Regions from separate parts of the Homo sapiens genome. Here region 2 is linked to region 1. A link is an interaction called in ENCODE POLR2A ChIA-PET data of the cell type or tissue named here. Cell type or tissue: MCF 10A. All regions are shown on one strand. Links, peaks and the distances in the headings refer to the core of each region. The heading gives the core; the rest is flanking DNA.

What was found. ChIA-PET counts read pairs that join two places held together with the same protein. Peaks named below come from ENCODE experiments on the same cell type or tissue, not always from the same donor. Only the 100,000 strongest peaks of a DNase experiment are listed, where the experiment ranks them.
Region 2: POLR2A ChIA-PET joins it to region 1 with 5 read pairs; 2 of 35 experiments call an interaction of 5 or more read pairs at or near these places.

The regions. Positions count from the first base shown.
Region 1 is chr2:215,228,777-215,237,169 of GRCh38, reverse strand. No RefSeq gene overlaps it. Among named protein-coding and RNA genes, the nearest start is that of LINC02862, 42 kb to the left of the region's middle. In MCF 10A, for the core only: no CTCF peak of the experiment used is centred there; no DNase peak of the experiment used is centred there.
Region 2 is chr2:215,103,089-215,111,481 of GRCh38, reverse strand. All of the region lies in intron 2 of ABCA12 (ATP binding cassette subfamily A member 12), which reads left to right. Among named protein-coding and RNA genes, the nearest start is that of ABCA12, 31 kb to the left of the region's middle. In MCF 10A, for the core only: no CTCF peak of the experiment used is centred there; DNase peaks (open chromatin) are centred at 4,071 and 5,311.

The sequences.
Region 1 (8,393 bases), core at 2,531-6,530:
TGCGGGCAAACCAGTCAAATGAGAGTTTATTCAAATGTCAACTCAATAATGTAAAAAGAGCATTTGCTCTGTGCGTGGGAGAGAGGGAGGGATAATGCATTATCCATCAATAAGGAATGCCAATATGGTAAATAGTGTGGCTGTGGCTATTTCTGAAAAATATTTGGGTCAGTGTTTTACAAACATGGCAAAATAAACAACTATTTCTTCACAGACTAGAACAAGGTCTTTCATGTTCAGAAAGAAGATAGATAGCTGCAATTTTAGTGTCCTAATTATTATTAAACTGAAGTCTTCTACCACCATTTCATTTTCTGTTTATTTCATAGCAGGAAATTGATTATTCCATATCATCGTTATCTGATGGTTTATATATATATAATATATAATTTGTATGTAATATAATTTGTGTATAATATATATTACAAAATAGTACAGACTCATTACAAAATAATATTCCGACAATTCAGAAATGTATAAAGTAGAAAACAAAAGTCTCAATTTCAACCAGTATTAATAGTTTAGTTTAGATTTTTTTTCACATATTTGCTTGTGTATCTCCCAATATATAATATTAAGAAAACCCTGAAGTAGTATTTTATTTTATTTATTTATTTATTTTTAGACACAGTCTCACTCTGTCTCCAGGCTGCAACCTCTGCCTCCCGTGTTCAAGCAATTCTCCTGCCCCAGCAGCCCAAGCAGCTGGGATCACAGGCATGCGCCACCACGCCCAGCTAATTTTTTTTTTTTCGTATTTTTAGTAGAGACGAGGTTTCACCATGTTGGTCAGGCTGGTCTTAGGCTTCTGACCTCAGGTGATCCACCCACCTCGGCCTCCCAGAGTGCTCAGATTACAGGCGTGAGCTACTGTGCCCAGCCTGAAGTAGTAGTAAAACATTAAACCTTTTTTTTGTTTTTTTTCTGAGAGTAGTCTCGCTCTGTCGCCAAGGCTGGAGTGAAGCGGCACATTCTCAGCTCACTGCATCCTCTGCCCCCCAAGTTCCAGGGAGTATCCTGCCTCAGCCTCCCAAGTAGCTGGGATCACAGGCATGCAGCACCACACCCAGCTACCTTTTTTTTTTTTTTTTTTTTTTTTGTATTTTTAGTAGAGATGGGGTTTCGCCATGCTGGTCAGGCTGGTCTCGAACTCCTGACTTCAGGTGATCTGCCCACCTCGGCCTCCCAAAGTGCTGGTATTACAGGCATGAGTTGCCGTGCCTGGCCTAAAACATTAAACTTTTCTGAAACTTACTCACTCTGACATAGTATCAGGGGCATCTTTTCATGTAGCACACATTACCCGGTTGATTTTAGTGACTGCAGAGTGTGATGTATTCTGGATGCTATCATTTATATCGATAATTCTGTATTGAGGCTGTTCTCTAACTCTGTTTTTCCCCAGTTGTAAAATTATTCATCCAATTAATTTTTTTAAGTTTCTGATTATGTTTCTAGAGAAAAAAAAATTAGTGTGTTTAGTGTGATGCTGAGCTGGGATACCAATGACTTGACATTAATTAGATTTTAAGGTAAACCTTGTATCCTCTCCTTACAGAGTTCTTTGAACCACTATTTGAGTTGCTACAGGTCACAAAGTGGTTTGCTAGCTTTAGGATGACTGATTTTCTCCAACTGTGTTAAGTTTTGAAATATTTTTAAACAAATTATATATTCATTTAAGCCTTCTATGCATTGACCATAGTAGTAAATTTTCTTCTAATATTAGACTTCTGTTGAGATGCAGTTAAATAAAATAGCAGGAAGTAACATTTTATTCTAAATTTTAATTGTGACATGTATCTTGCATGTGTAGTTGTACACAGCATGTATGTACAAAGTAAAGTGTCATAATAAAATGAACACATGTGTACTCACCACTCAGGAAATAAACTTGGTAAGTTCCCTAGAAGACCTTAGTGTTCTGCCTTGACTGTTTCTCCTCCTGCTCCATCCCCCACTACAGGTCACCTCTATAGTAGATTGTGTTAATAATTTTCATGGTTTTCTTTATAGTTTTGTTACTTAGGTATGTGCTGTAAATAGCACATTTACTTTTCTTATTTTTGAATTATATATAAATGGAATCATACAGTAGGCATGCTTCTGGGGTTATTCCTTTTGCCCATCATACCATTTTTGAGATTCAACCATGTTGATGTTTGCAGTAGATTGTTCACTGTATTACACAAATATACCACAATGTATATATCCCATTTTATTTTGTCGTTTGCAGGTTTTTGCTGTCTTGACGTAACATAATAGTGCTGCAATAAATACTTTTCTACTTGTCTCTTGGTGTACATATGTAAGACTTCCTGTAGACAGTGATATTCAAAGATTTTTGCCTGAGATACACAGTAAAAATATATCTTTTCTTTTTTTTGAGATGGAGTCTCACTCTGTTGCCCAGGCTGGAGTGCAGTGGTGCGATCTCAGCTCACTGCAACCTCCACCTCCCGGGTTCAAGCGATTCTCCTGCTTCAGCCTCTGGAGTAGCTGGGATTACAGGTGTGCACCACCACGCCTGGCTAATTTTTGTATTTTTAGTAGAGATGGGGTCTTGACGTCCAAGACCCCCCTGGGGTCTTGACTGTTGGCCAGGCTCATCTCGAACTCCTGACCTCAGGTGATCTGCCCGCCTTGGCCTCCCAAAGTGCTGGGATTACAGACGTGAGCCACCGGGCCTGGCCTAAAATAAATGTTTATTATCATAATTCGGTCAGTACACATATGTACACACCTACATAATGTGTGAAGGAAACAATACATATCCTTACTAATTGCAATGCATTCTGATATCTCTATTCAATTCTTATATTTCCATTCTTTCTATTGACTTTTAAGTGACTGTGTTACAAGTCACAGTCTGAAATGTACAGCCCTCGGATATGGACACAGGAGTGGAAGTAGTGTGTTGCTATATAAGCACATGTCCAATTTTATTAGATGATGCTAAACTGCTTTCCACATTTATTCTCTAAAAACAGTGGGTGGGAGATTTCAGTTGTTATACTTAGTTATCACTGCTTGATTTGACCAATCTTTAATTTTCACCAGTCTTCCATGTGTGGGATTATATTTCATTCTATAAGGTTGAGCATCTTTTCATATGTTCCTGGGCCCTTTGTGCTTGTTTCTGTGATCTTTCATTCCTTTGACTATTTTTCAATTGGTCTGTCATTTTCTTGTTGATTCATAGCTATACTTTACATATCCTGGATGCCAAGCTTTCATATCTTGTTCAGTTTGTGGCTTATTTTCTTACTTTTATAGTGGTGTCATTTATTGAATAAAAGTCCTGAATTTTAATTTTCAATCTTCTTTAAGGTTGGTGATTTTTAGGTCTCAGGAAATCTCTTTCTACCCTGAGTTCATGAAGATGTTCTCATATACAGTTGACCCTTGGACAATGCAGAGGTTAGGCATGCTGACGCCCACACAGTTAAAAATCCATGTAAAACTTTTGATGCCTCCAAAACTTAGCTACTAATAGCTACTGTTGACTGGAAGCCTTACCGATAGCATAAACAGTCAATTAACACATATTTTGTATGTTAAATGTATTATATACTATATTCTTACAATAAAGTAAGCTACAGAAAAGAAAATGTTATTAAGAAAATAATAAGTGAAAAATATATTTGCTGTTCATTAGATGGAAGTGGATTATCATAAATGTCTTCTTTGTCGTCTTCACGTTGAGTAGGCTGGTAAGGAGGAGGAGGAAGCGGGGTTGTCCTTGTGGTCTCAGGGGTGTCAGAGGTAGAAGAAAATCCACATGCAACTGGACTCATGCAGTTCAAACCTATATTGTTCAAAAGTCAACTATAATCTCTTAACAGTTGTATATTTTGCCTTACAAATCTTTAATCAATCTGAAATTGATTTTTTTCATATAGTGTGAAGTAGTAACCCACTTTCATTTTTGTCCATATGGATATACTCAATTGTTTCAGAACTATTTCCTGCAGTGCCTTCCTTTTCTCTACATCTGTAGTGCCAATTTTATTATATTTTCTGCATAGGGCTGTCTCTGGGCTTTCTGTTCTGTTCTATTTGTCTATTTGTCTATCCCTGTGCCAATATCATGGCATGTCTTAATTATTTAGCTTTATAATAAGGCTTGATATCCAGTAGGGCAAGTTTCTTCCATTTACTTTTCTTCAGTAATATTTTCATCATGGTCCTAAGCTCTTCTATGTAAATTTTGAGAATGAGTTTGACAATTTCTCCAAAATAACCCTTGGAGATTCTAATCTGAATTATATTGAATCTCTCGGTCAATTTAGGAAGAAGTGATTTCTTTAGTATAGAAAGTTTTCTTATCCAGGAAATGGTCTACCTTTCCATTTTATTTAGGTCTAACTTTGGTATCTCTTAATATGTTTTATAATTTTCTCCACAGAGATCTTTCCATCTTGTTTGATTTATGTATGGATACAATATATGTGTTGCTATTGTAAATTTGTTATGTAAAAATGCAATATATTTTAAAAATATTCGTTTTATATATACAACTTCTCTAGACCTGTTCAGTTCTAATATTTAATCTGCATATCATGTGAGTTTTACACTGAGACTATCACATCATCTATAAATAATGACATTGTTTCTCCTCCTTTCTGATTGTTACACTTTTTTTTTCCTATTTATTTATTTGAGACGGAGTCTCACTCTGTCTCCCAGGCTGGGGTGCAGTGGTGCGATCTCGGCTCACTGCAACCTCTACCTCCCGGGTCCAAGCAATTCCCCTGCCTCACTCAGCCTCCTGAGTACAGTTGCCCCCCACCATGCCCAGCTAATTATTTTATTTTTAGTAGAGACGGGGTTTTGCCATGTTCGCCAGGCTGGCCTTGAACTTCTGGCCTCAGGTGATCCACCTGCCTCAGCCTCCTAAAGTGCTGGGAATACAGGCGTGAGCCACTACGCCCAGCCCCATTTTCTTACTTTAATATCCTGGCAAAGATCTCAAACACAATTTCAGGTGGGATCAATGACAGCCAGTATCTTGTTTTGACGCTGATTCAGAAAGAATGTGCTCAGCTTTTTATCAGTAAGTACTTTGTGTGCTTGCTTACATTTCGCTGTTGTTCTAGACGCCATTTCGTGCTGCATAGTTTTCATGGTCACTGCAGATATCGCTCCACTTTTCCCACCGGTTGGTGCCCTGAGGGGCCCACATTTATGGGCCACTTCAGTGATTTTTTTTTGGCTTCCATGGGCTCCTACTGCTTTCAGCCAGTGAGGATCAATGGCAGGAGAGGGAGGAGAGCAGACAGAGGGAGGAGAAAGGTAGGATCTTTATTTCCCTTGCTGTTTCACTGTGCAACCCTGCACAAGCCAGCTGCATCACTAGGAAGAAAGTCAGGCTTCTTTTTTTTTCTTTCTTTTTTTTTTTTTTTTTTGAGACGGAGTCTCCCTCTGTCCCCCAGGCTGGAGTGCAATGGCGTGATCTCAGCTAACTGCAATCTCCACCTTCTGGGTTCAAGGCGATTCTGCTACCTCAGTCTCCGGATTATAGGATTTAGCTAGGATTACAGGCACTTGCCACCATGCCCAGCTAATTTCTGTATTTTTAGTAGAAATGGGGTTTCACCATGTTGGCCAGGCTGGTCTCGAACTCCTGACCTCAAGTGATCCGCCTGCCTCAGCCTCCCAAAGTGCTGGGATTACAGGCATGAGCCACTGGACTGGCCAGAAAGTCAGGCCCCTTCTATCGCTCTGTGTGTGTGTATGTGTCTCTGTGTGTGTGTGTGTGTGTGTGTGTGTGTGTGTTTCCCCTAGTTAACTTTTGGTGAGTAATTCTAATTTAATTCCACTGTGGTCAGCAAATGTGATGTGTTTATTATCTTTGAAATTCCTTGAGGCTACTTTATGGCCTAGCTCATGGTCGATTTTTATATCATTTATATGTCTGTTTAAAAAATTGATTTCTGCTATTGCCAGATATAATGATTATTCTGTTGACAAAAATTTCCTGAGGACCTACTGTGTGCTAGGCATTGAGGCATTGTTTTAGCTGATGTGAATAAGCAGTCAACAAACAGAAAAAATTCCTCCTTTTTGGGAGAGCATATTCTAGGGAAGGAAATAGAAGACAAAATAAAAAAAGTGAAGCATATGGTGCATGTGATAGCAATGAAGGAAAAGGAGGAAAAATATAGTAGGAAGAGTACTGGAGGTAACTTTCCATACTCTTGGTCAAAGGCAGCCTCAATAAAGACTGTAGAAAACAAGCCATGTAAATATTTGTGAAATTGAATAAACATATCTTAGCTCTTATCATTACCTTTTGATTCTAGTTACCATTATTATATATTCCAGATATTTATTTCATTTATTTCTTAGAGCTTTTGAAAATGTGTAGAAGTTTCTTTCAAAGTCACTAAAACTGTTCATATTTTCTCCATCAACCTGAAAATTTTTCCTAAAGAATCATTTAAGACAAATTTTGGATGGGGTGTGTGGCTCATGCCTGTAATTCCAGCACTTTGGGAAGCCAAGGCAGGCAGATCACTTGAGGTCAGGAGTTCAAGACCAGCCTTGGCAACGTGGTGAAACCCCGTCTCTACCAAAAATACAAAAATTAGCCTATACTAAAAATATAAAAATGAGCTGGGCATGGTGGCAGGCGCCTGTAATCCCAGCTACTTGGAAGACTGAGGCAGGAGAATCACTTGAACCTGGGAGGTGGAGGTTGTAGTGAGCCAAGATTGTGCCACTGCAGTCCAGCCTGGGCAACACAGCAAGACTCCGTCTCAAGAAAAAAAAAAAAAAAAAAGACAAATTTTGGAAAGTTTCTCCCCTTTTAGATATCTTTTCCCCATAAAAATAATATTATAAGGCCACATGTGATGGCTCACACCTGTAATCCCAGCACTTTGGGAGGCCGGGGCAAGTGGATCACTTGAGGTTAGGAGTTTGAGACCAGCCTAGCCAACATGACAAAACCCAGTCTCTACTAAAAATACAAAAATTAGCCAGGTGTGTTGGTGGGCGCCTGTAATCCCAGCTACTCAGGCAGCTGAGGCATTAGAATCGCTTGAACCCCAGAAGCGGAGGTTGTGGTGAGCCGAGATCACGCCACTGCACTCCAGCCTGGGTGACAGAGCAAGACTTTGTCTTAAAATAATAATAATAATAATAATAATAATAATAATAATAATAGTATAACAATAGTGTTTTACATAATTGTTTATGGTAAATTCTCGGTGTTTCAATAATACATCTAATCTACTAATGTGAACATCTATAGCATTTTCCATCCAAAGGAAAACACCTTCTCAGTTTTGAAGTCACAATTTAAAATTGGATCAAATATTACTATGTACACAGTGTTTAATTTGTGCTTTATTTGATTAAAACTCTTCCACCTCCTACTACAAAAGTTTTAATGAGGCTGAAATAACTAAATTTTAATACTTAATTTGAATTATCTCTAAAATAATGTTTTATATTAGAGAAAAAAAGCCTATTTTCTCTAATAATAAATTAGGTAGTTGGATATATGTGAACAAATTATTTCTGGGACTCAGATTTTTTATTCGTATGAAGCAAGTTAGTACCTGAGTTTATTTTCCTTCTCAGTCTTTGCCAGTCTTGTTTACTCAGATATCTTTCAAGATAAACAAAATTGGCAGTACCATTCTTCTTAGGGAGAAAAGATCTTTATTTCGGAAAATAATTCTTTTTGCTAATGGGGACACAGGGAGGGGATATGTGGAAAAGTGCTTTGCATAAGGGTGGGGAGAGCAGAGACAACAGAAGAATGTGGAGCCCAACAACCTAGCTGGAGGTTGGAGCCTGAGTTGAAGAAAACACAGAACATGTTTTCTAAAGAGGACGCTTAATATTTAATTTAAAATCTTTCATGTTTGTTCAATATAAATATCCTGCATTTTTCAAATGTTCAGAATATTACTGTGTACTTTTGGAAAGTTAGCAATATGGCTTTTGTGCAAATATAAAATGAACATGTAAAAAATGTATTCAATTCATTAATGCAGGAAGTTGTATGCTATTAAGACTAGTTCAGATGAGAATTGAAGAACAGGTATAAATAGAAACTCAAGATGCTTAAATTTAGGTAACAGATAAAAACTGTTTAATTTCTTATCTAACAGTAATATTTTCAAATTTACTTGCATTGCTTTGGATGAGAATCTTTCGTATTACTATCCGTCTTCTACAACCCCTAGAGAGTTATAAAATGACCTTGTTAATGGAAAGAAAATCAAAAGTGCACACTCGTATAAAATCACATAATTCCCAGAGGGTCTACTAGGCCATACCTAGACCTGTAAAAGGACATACAGTGATGTATTTTGCCCATTTCCAAGTCATGCACAGTTTTTCTTGGCAGAAAAGATGTGTAGACACACACTAAATTG
Region 2 (8,393 bases), core at 1,589-5,588, 120 kb after region 1:
GAAGGATTAATATGAACAATTTGTGTGTTTTTTACCCTAGATTTTCAAGTTAGTCAGAAAGTTGAGTTTGTAATATTTATCTAGAAAAATATGAAGCTTGTAGAAGCCAGAAAATATTTTAGCCTTTATAAAATTTTGACTCATTTATTATTCATTTCATAAATCTTGCCATGATATGCACAGCACAAACAAGCAGCAATCTCTTGCTATATCATTCTTTACTTTTGTAATGGAAACCATAGTCTTGTATTTGATCAACTGAACAAATGAAAATCCAGAGTAGTATACAAATCCCTTCTCTCTCTTTAGGGCTGATATTTGAGTGGTGTAAATGTGTCAACACATTTAGTTCAAGAGAAGATTGTTATCTAATTAGCGCTCTTTCAGTTACATTTAGTAATTGTCAAGTTGTAAAATGGGCAGAATGCCCGACACTCCGTTATTTTCTTTTGGATCCAGAATGAAAAAGTAGAAAGGACTAAGAAAAGTCCTCAGAACTGAGGGGGATGAGGGTTTTAACCCCAGTGGCTTGATGAATGCTGTTTTCATTTTTATTTTTTCCCTGTGAAGCCAGTTTTCTTAAAAGAGGAGGAAAAGTCAAACCAGACACTTCTTGCTTCACAAAGCAGCCATCTCCTAAAAAGCTTCTTGTAAATCAAATTTCTATAAATTAGATTGTATTTCACATAAATTATGGTAATTTGCTATGTAAAAGAAGACAATCCTGAATTATTTTGTAAAGAGAGTAAAAAGCTAGTGACTTTTAAAAATAATTAGTGTTTTTGAATCACCCAGTTCTAAGAAATCAGATGAGAACCATAGCAGAATTTACGTGAATCATGCTCAATAGGCTAATTCAAAAGAAAATGTCAACTCAGTTAGTGGAAAGCATTTAAACTGTTGGTGCTAGAATAAACAATTCCTTACATTTAAATAGTACCTTATTTCTTTTTTGTTTTGTTTTGTCGAGACGTAGTCTCACTCTGTCGCCCAGGCTGGAGTGCAGTGGCGCGATTTCGGCTCACTGCAAGCAAGCTCTGCCTCCTGGGTTCACACCATTCTCCTGCCTTAGCCTCCTGAGTAGGTGGGACTACAGGCGCCCATCACCACGCCTGGCTAATTTTTTTGTATTTTTAGTAGAGACCGGGTTTCACTGTGTTAGCCGGGATGGTCTTGATCTCCTGACCTTGTGATCCACCCACCTCGGCCTCCCAAAGTGCTGGGATTACAGGCGTGAGCCACCGCGCCCAGCCAACAGTGCCTTACTTCTAAAGGATGTTTTCTCAAGTCATTTGAGTTATTGATGAGATTTTATTTGATTGTTCATAAAAACAGCATAATTTTGCTCTCTTCATATTATGTGTATATTAGTTATTTATAACAGATTGACTCCACCGTATACTGTTGGAGTTTATATGTTTGTTCATATCTTAAGTAGCATGGGTCTCAGAAATAATCCATTTATATATTTCTACATATCTTAAGTAGCATGGGCTTCAGGAATACCATATAAGTAGGACAAATACTCTTAAATATTCTGGTTTAATATGCTAACTATCAATTTTCTAACAATAGTGATGGGAGGATTTTAATAGCTCCTTTCAACACCTATTTTCACCAATTTCTTGTTTTTAAGGACTTTTCAGTTACATAAAGTTCCTCTTGTAAAACTTCCAAGAGAGAAATATAAGGTCTTTGAATGAGCAGTCTTAAATTAATTGATATTACCTGATAGCATTAGAGATTCATGGAAAAAACTGTGGAAAGCTCTTATAATTCTACTAAATTAGGAAGAAAAAAAATACTAGAGAAATAATGTGATATGTGCCTCTTAGGCCTAATCTAAAGGGCTCTGAAAAAACATTGTATCAGGGAGGAGATGAATAACTTTTTGCTATGGACCTATTATCATACTCTAATAATAACTAGCCAAGGAAGTGATTATCTTTCTGTTTATCAGTAGGACAGTACAAAATTATAGGATGGTTCAAACACGGAAAGTATGTTTGTTAGTCTCTTAGACCTTATCAGACTCAGTCTAAAAAATAGTTTTTTGGTTTGTTATTACAAGTAGAAGTGACCCTCTCACTTTACAAATGAGAAACCTGCAACACAGGGAGATTACAGTTTGCCAAAATTCAATCATGTGGGATAGGAAAGAAAGGTGGTGAAAACCGCTTCTTTGTCCATGAGATTTACCGCATCTTACCCTTTTATACACAAATTTTTTCTAAGTCTGAAACTCCTATTTGGGTAAATAAGAGCCAAGTAAAAATTATGCCCAAAGTTTCAATACATTCTATAATCAATAGAATATAAAATGTAATTTTGTAATCAGAGGTGCTATAGAGTAATTTGGAGAATGTAAGACTGGTAGAGAAGCAGTTACTTGCCCCCCCGCCTCCTTTTTTTTTTTTGAGACAGTCTTGCTCTGTCGCCCAGGCTAGAGTACAGTGGTGCGATCTCGGCTCGCTGCCACCTCTGCCTCCTGGGTTCAAGCAATTCTCTGCCTCAGCCTCCTGAGTAGCTGGGATTACAGGAGCCCACCACCACACCTGGCTAATTTTTGTATTTTTAGTAGAGACGGGGGTTTCACCATCTTGGCCAGGCTGGTCTGGAACTCCTGACCTCGTGATCCACCGCCTCGGCCTCCCAAAATGCTGGGATTACAGGCATGAGTCACCGCACCTGGCCTTTTCCCCCTCTTTTGTCGTAGAAAGAATAACTTTGAGATGACAGTTTGGATTTAGATGCTTTTATCCTGTTTTTTAAATTGCTCTTGTTTTTCTTTGTTTCTCATGTATGTCTTTTATGCTGAAAGATTAGAATTGGCCAATAATTCATCATAATAAAAATATTTCTTGATCTCATACTGTGTACCAGATATTTAGTAAGGTGGTGACTGTATTATTCATCTCACAGTTGAGAAAACTAATGCACAGAGAACTTAAGTAACTTGACCAAGATGGTACCGTTAATAAGTGGTGGTGTCAGGATTTGAAACCAAGCAGTCTGGCCCCAGAATCTTGTTTTAAGCTCATGAACTCACATTTCTTACATCTAGTAGTCAGTACTAATTTTTCACATTGCATCATTTACATTTTGTAAAAGTGAACTAAAATTAGAAACTAGGATTGGAAGCACCCCTGCTTTGCCTCAATTATGAAATCAAGAAATATGGGGAGTAAGTGCATTCCAATGTATGTATTAGAGTTATCCTAACTATTAGTATTCAGTGCTACCTGTGTCCAACTAATTCTTCATGAAGCATTGTAGCTGAAGTATCATAGAAATTAGGTCCTCTTTAATAGAGTTAAAATCATTTGTGGGCTACAGTGCTAGTTGGGCAATAGAGAAGTGAAGATGAAACTCTAGAATCCACCTCTAAATGAAACTCAGCCATGGTGGGTCCCTCAGTCTTCATCATTAGATCATGGGTGTGCTGGAGAGCAAGGTGCAGTCTGGAATCCTGCACTCATGCCCTTGCCCTCACTTCCTTGAAAACATACCACGGGAAAAGTCAGCAGCAAGAGCAAGGCCAGAACACACCTCACTCCTCTGACTTTCACAACTCTCATCAGTGAGATGCCCCACAGGCTCTTTCAACATTAAGACTGTACAATAGCTCCTCTTAACAATTCGGGCACTGGAGTCATAACAACATGCATGGATCCCACAACAACTTCTGTTCTGTAATACTGTGGGTACATTCTGCTCCCAGAAGAGTCAGGCAGGTCTGTAGGACTTGATAACTCATTTAGAACAAATATAATTAGTGACGTAAAGGATTCCCTTCATAGTCTTTTTGATGGTTGGGCATCTGGAGAAGTCTGCATTTTTGATGAGCGGGAACCAGCTGCAATCCCTGACACCATTGGTGCTGGTCCAGATAACATAGATATTCCTGACATCACCTGACTTCACTCATTCCCTTTTGTGTTGCAACAAATGGCTTAGGTAACTAGCCTCTGCAAAGAATAAATCCCAGGTGAAGAAAACCTTTTGAGCCTGGCAGGCAGGCCCTAATTCTTCTCATTCAAACAGGGAAGAAATGAGCTGAGGTGCCAAGTTTGAAGTAGTTTCAATCTCTTATAATCTCCACATGCAGCAGCTTGTCAAGAGGCAAATGTTAAAGCCAAAAAACACTGCTTAGGATCAAGGGCCAACAAAACAGCACAAATCTCTACAAGACACACTTAGACTAAGCCAAGCTGTAATGTGCGGCAAGCTTATTTTGTCTCCCTTTAATACACACATACCCATGAATGTCCAGGCAAGCAGCCCCTAATTACTGTACAACTATTTTTCAAGTACAGTAAAACCCTGACAGAATGAGATAAGTAGACTCCAAAAAAAGTAGTCATGTCAAATAAGGAGTCACACTTTTGTGAAGTTTATGAAAAACAATGTTTTTCTATTGTTCCCTAAATACCTCTAAAAGTACAATGGAAATCATACTGTGCAAATATGACCATACATTACATTAAGCCCCAACTATCTCAAGGCTGTCACTTTCTAACACTCCTGGGCCCTCTGCGGATAAGAAATTCAGCCCATCTTGCATGTGAAAATCAGGGCTGGTGGAAGGCAGGAGCCAGCCATGAATTGAATTATATCCAAATTTATATTATCACAGAGTTATACTAAATAGCACCCATCCAGATGTTACTCAACAGCTTTGGTAAATGCAAGAACGTCCAACATTTTCAGCCTGACTTTTTTTTTTTTTTTTTGCCTCCAAAGCATACCCTTTATCTTCAGGGATGCATACAAGTAATAACAGGGATGAACATTTATTGAACACTTTGCTATGTGTCAGACACTGTGCTAAGTACTTTGCATGCCTTAGTTAATACTCACATCATTTCTTTGGACCTTGTAATAGAATTGTCCCTATTTTAAAGATGAGAAAATTGAGACACAAATAATGTGTTAAGTAATTTACCAAGGTTCACATGGTTATTATGTGCTGGAGCCTGGATTTTTGGATAAGATACCTGCGGACAGATGGTTTTATCTGGGTCATGGGTGTCACCGATGGCGGTCCTGAGGTCTGGTTCATTACAATAACTCATTTTTCTTCCTCATACCACTTATTAGGACTATCATAGATTGAGCATTGCTGTAAAAATGAACTCAAGTTGTTTTTCTACTTGTTAGTAGCTCTGGGAAAAAAAAAATGTGAGAAGGAGGATTGAAATTGTTGATCAACAAGTGGTTTGTGGGATCCATGCAAGTTGTTATGACTCCAGCGCCCGAATTGTTAAGAAGAGCTATTGTACAGTCTTAATGTTGAAAGAGCCTCTGGGGCATCTCACTGATGAGGGTTGTGAAAGTCAGAGGAGTGAGGTGTGTTCTGGCCTTGCTCTTGCTGCTGACTTTTCCTGTGGTATGTTTTCAGGGAAGTGAGGACAAGGGCATGAGTGCAGGATTCCAGACTGCACCTTGCTCTCCAGCACACCCATGATCTAATGATGAAAACTGAAGGACCCACAGGAAATAATTTCATTTGCTATCTTGATTGGCTAAAAATTTACATAGGTTTTTTTGTTGTTGTTGTTCTGAGGAGCTCAGAATTCATCATCATTTGTCTTTTGCTGTGGATTGCCCAATCCAGTTTCTGCATTCTCATGAGTACCAGCAACACTAGTTAGTCTTTCAGGTTAGAAACATCTGAATCATCCATGACTCCTCCCTTCGTTTACCTCCCATAACCGCTGGCATGCAAGTCAGAATCCATTTGTGAAATGTGTCCCAGAGTTACTGCTGCCCTTCCATCCTTCCTGTCACCCCTTGGTTCAAGATCCCATTGTCTCATGCTTGGATTGCTTCCATAGCTTTGTGACTGTGTGAAAGTGCGTGTGTGTGTGTGTGTGTGTGCGTGTGTGTGTGTGTGTGTGTGTCTTGAAGCCCTAACTCCAACTCTTTCCATGTTTCTTCATCAGATAATCTCCCTAGAATACTATTTGGGCCCATTAGGTTTCACCTTCTCTTTGTCTGACTTTCAAGACCTGCATAATCAGGATTCTTCCAACTTTGTGTTCATTCTGTTCTGCAGTAGAATGCCTGTGCTTAAGGAGGAGGTGTCTGAATGTCCTCCACACGTCTCATTCTCACTCCCACGTTGATGCATGTCCTTTTATCTTCCCTGCATGCCAGTTAAAAGCCAAGCTCACATCCAGGGTACTCCCATTTAGCCTTGTCTGATCACTCAAACCCCAATCAATTTTCCTTTATATCTCTCTTGTTGAAGTATTGGCTTATAATGGTCTTTAAGTGTTTGCTGCTTCAGTCTTGACTCACTTATTGGATAGATAGCACATTAATAGCAGAAATCACATCATACCACTGTACGCACAAGGTATAGCATGGTTCCTAACAGGGAACACAGTCAGAATGCAACAGGTAAAAATCTGATACAGTTTGGAAGATTTATATGGGTGACTGGATTACAAAATTCACTCAATGATAGATAGTAAAAAAAACTCAATGTGAGTCTGAGATGGGTAAGGGACAAGGAGTTAGTTTGTTTTGGTTTGCTATTTATTTTTCAGATCCAGGTAAATCTGATTATGGGATCAAAATAATGTCTATAATGCCCATATGGGGGAAAGAAAATGAATATAAAGCCCCGTCACTCCTTCCCAGCTACATCCACCTGGGAATTTCCATCACAAATACGAAAGAGTTCCAAATATGTAGGAGAGATTTTTTGTGTAGGAGCATTAACAGCCTGCTTCTTGCTTAAGAAGTTTCAGAACATTTTGGAACAGCTTTTGAATTTCACGGCCAAAGACCCATCCTGTACTTCCTCCATCAGCAAATTGTAGTAAGTGACTTTTTGGGAAACATTACTGACCCTTCACATACCAACATGGAGATAAATTCTGTGGAAGCCATAGAAACTGAAATTGGGATTTGATTGGGACCCTGTTTCCTCCAGTGTCCCGTGCAGAGCTGTCTGAAGCACACAGAGGGGTCGAAGATGTGGACACGGCTGCATCACTCACAGGGATGACTACAGCTCCTGCTGGCAGTGGTCCATCTCCCCCAGCTCCTGGCCTGACTCTCATGCAATGTGGATGGGCACACCCTAATGCCAGCTAACACGATGACAAGGTTTCTCAGCTAATGCCCTCTTAGGCTCAGTAAACAGAATTGCACAGAGAATAGGAAATATCTCTGAAGTACAATAAAACTTAATTTTAACAAGTAGAAAAATTAAGAGTAAGGAAGGGTATTTTCTCTCCATCCTGTATCATCCCCACATTGTGTAGTCTACCTTGCAAGCTTCCCAAAGGTGATTGTCTCAGTGAAATCGGCCATGGGAACCAAATGTCTTCTGGTTTTTACTCCTTTTCTCTTTCCTTCATAAGAGCAGAGGGCCTTTTGTCAGACAGGGCCTCCTCTCAGATAGGGAGTGCTAATGTCCAAGTCTATCCGATAAGTAAAGATGAATGGTTGAATATTTATAACATCTTTATAACATTTTTTTTAAATGGAATCTGTCCCTGTTGCCCAGGCTGGAGTGCAGTAGCGCAATCTCGGCTCACAGCAACCTCCACCACCAGGGTTCAAGTGATTCTCCTGCCTCTGCCTCCTGAGTAGCTGGGGTTACAGGCATCCACCAAGATACCTGGCTAATGTCAGATTTACCTGGATCTGAGAAGTAAATAGCAAAAACAAAACAAAACTAAACTAAACAAAAACTTGATATACTTAGATTAGTGCCTGCTATATGGTAAGAGCTATAAAAGTGTTGGACATTATTTTCTATACTGTATTATTTATGATACTATATTTGTATAGAGTATAGCATCTATCCTTGAGTATCATGAAGCTAATCTAGTATCTTGTCATTATTTGTCAGATGAGGAAACTGAGGCTCAGAAATTTTGAGGGATGTTATAGGGCCAGGTGCCATGGCTCATGCCTATAATCCCAGCACTTGTGGGAGGCTGAGTTGGGTGGATCACCTGAGGTCAGGAGTTCGAGACCAGCCTGGCCAACATGGTGAAACCCTGTCTCTACTAAAAATACAAAAAATTAGCTGGGCCTAGGGGTGGTCACCTGTAATCCCAGCTACTTGGTAGGCTGAGGCAGGATAATTGCTTGAACCCAGGAGGCAGACGTTGCAGTGAGCTGAGATCACACCATTGCACTCCAGCTGGGCAACAAGAGTGAAACTCTGTCTCAAAAAAAAAAAAAAAAAAAGAAAGAAATTTTAAGAGACATTGTTAAAGTTTCACATTTATTCTTGCCATCATCACATATTTAAAGGGCGCCTGTTGCATCTATTAAGCACTAATTAAGAAAGCCATGAGCCCTCACAGCAATCAAGCCTATAAGAGAGCAATAAGTATATCAGAAACTATTGCAATGTGAAAAATTCC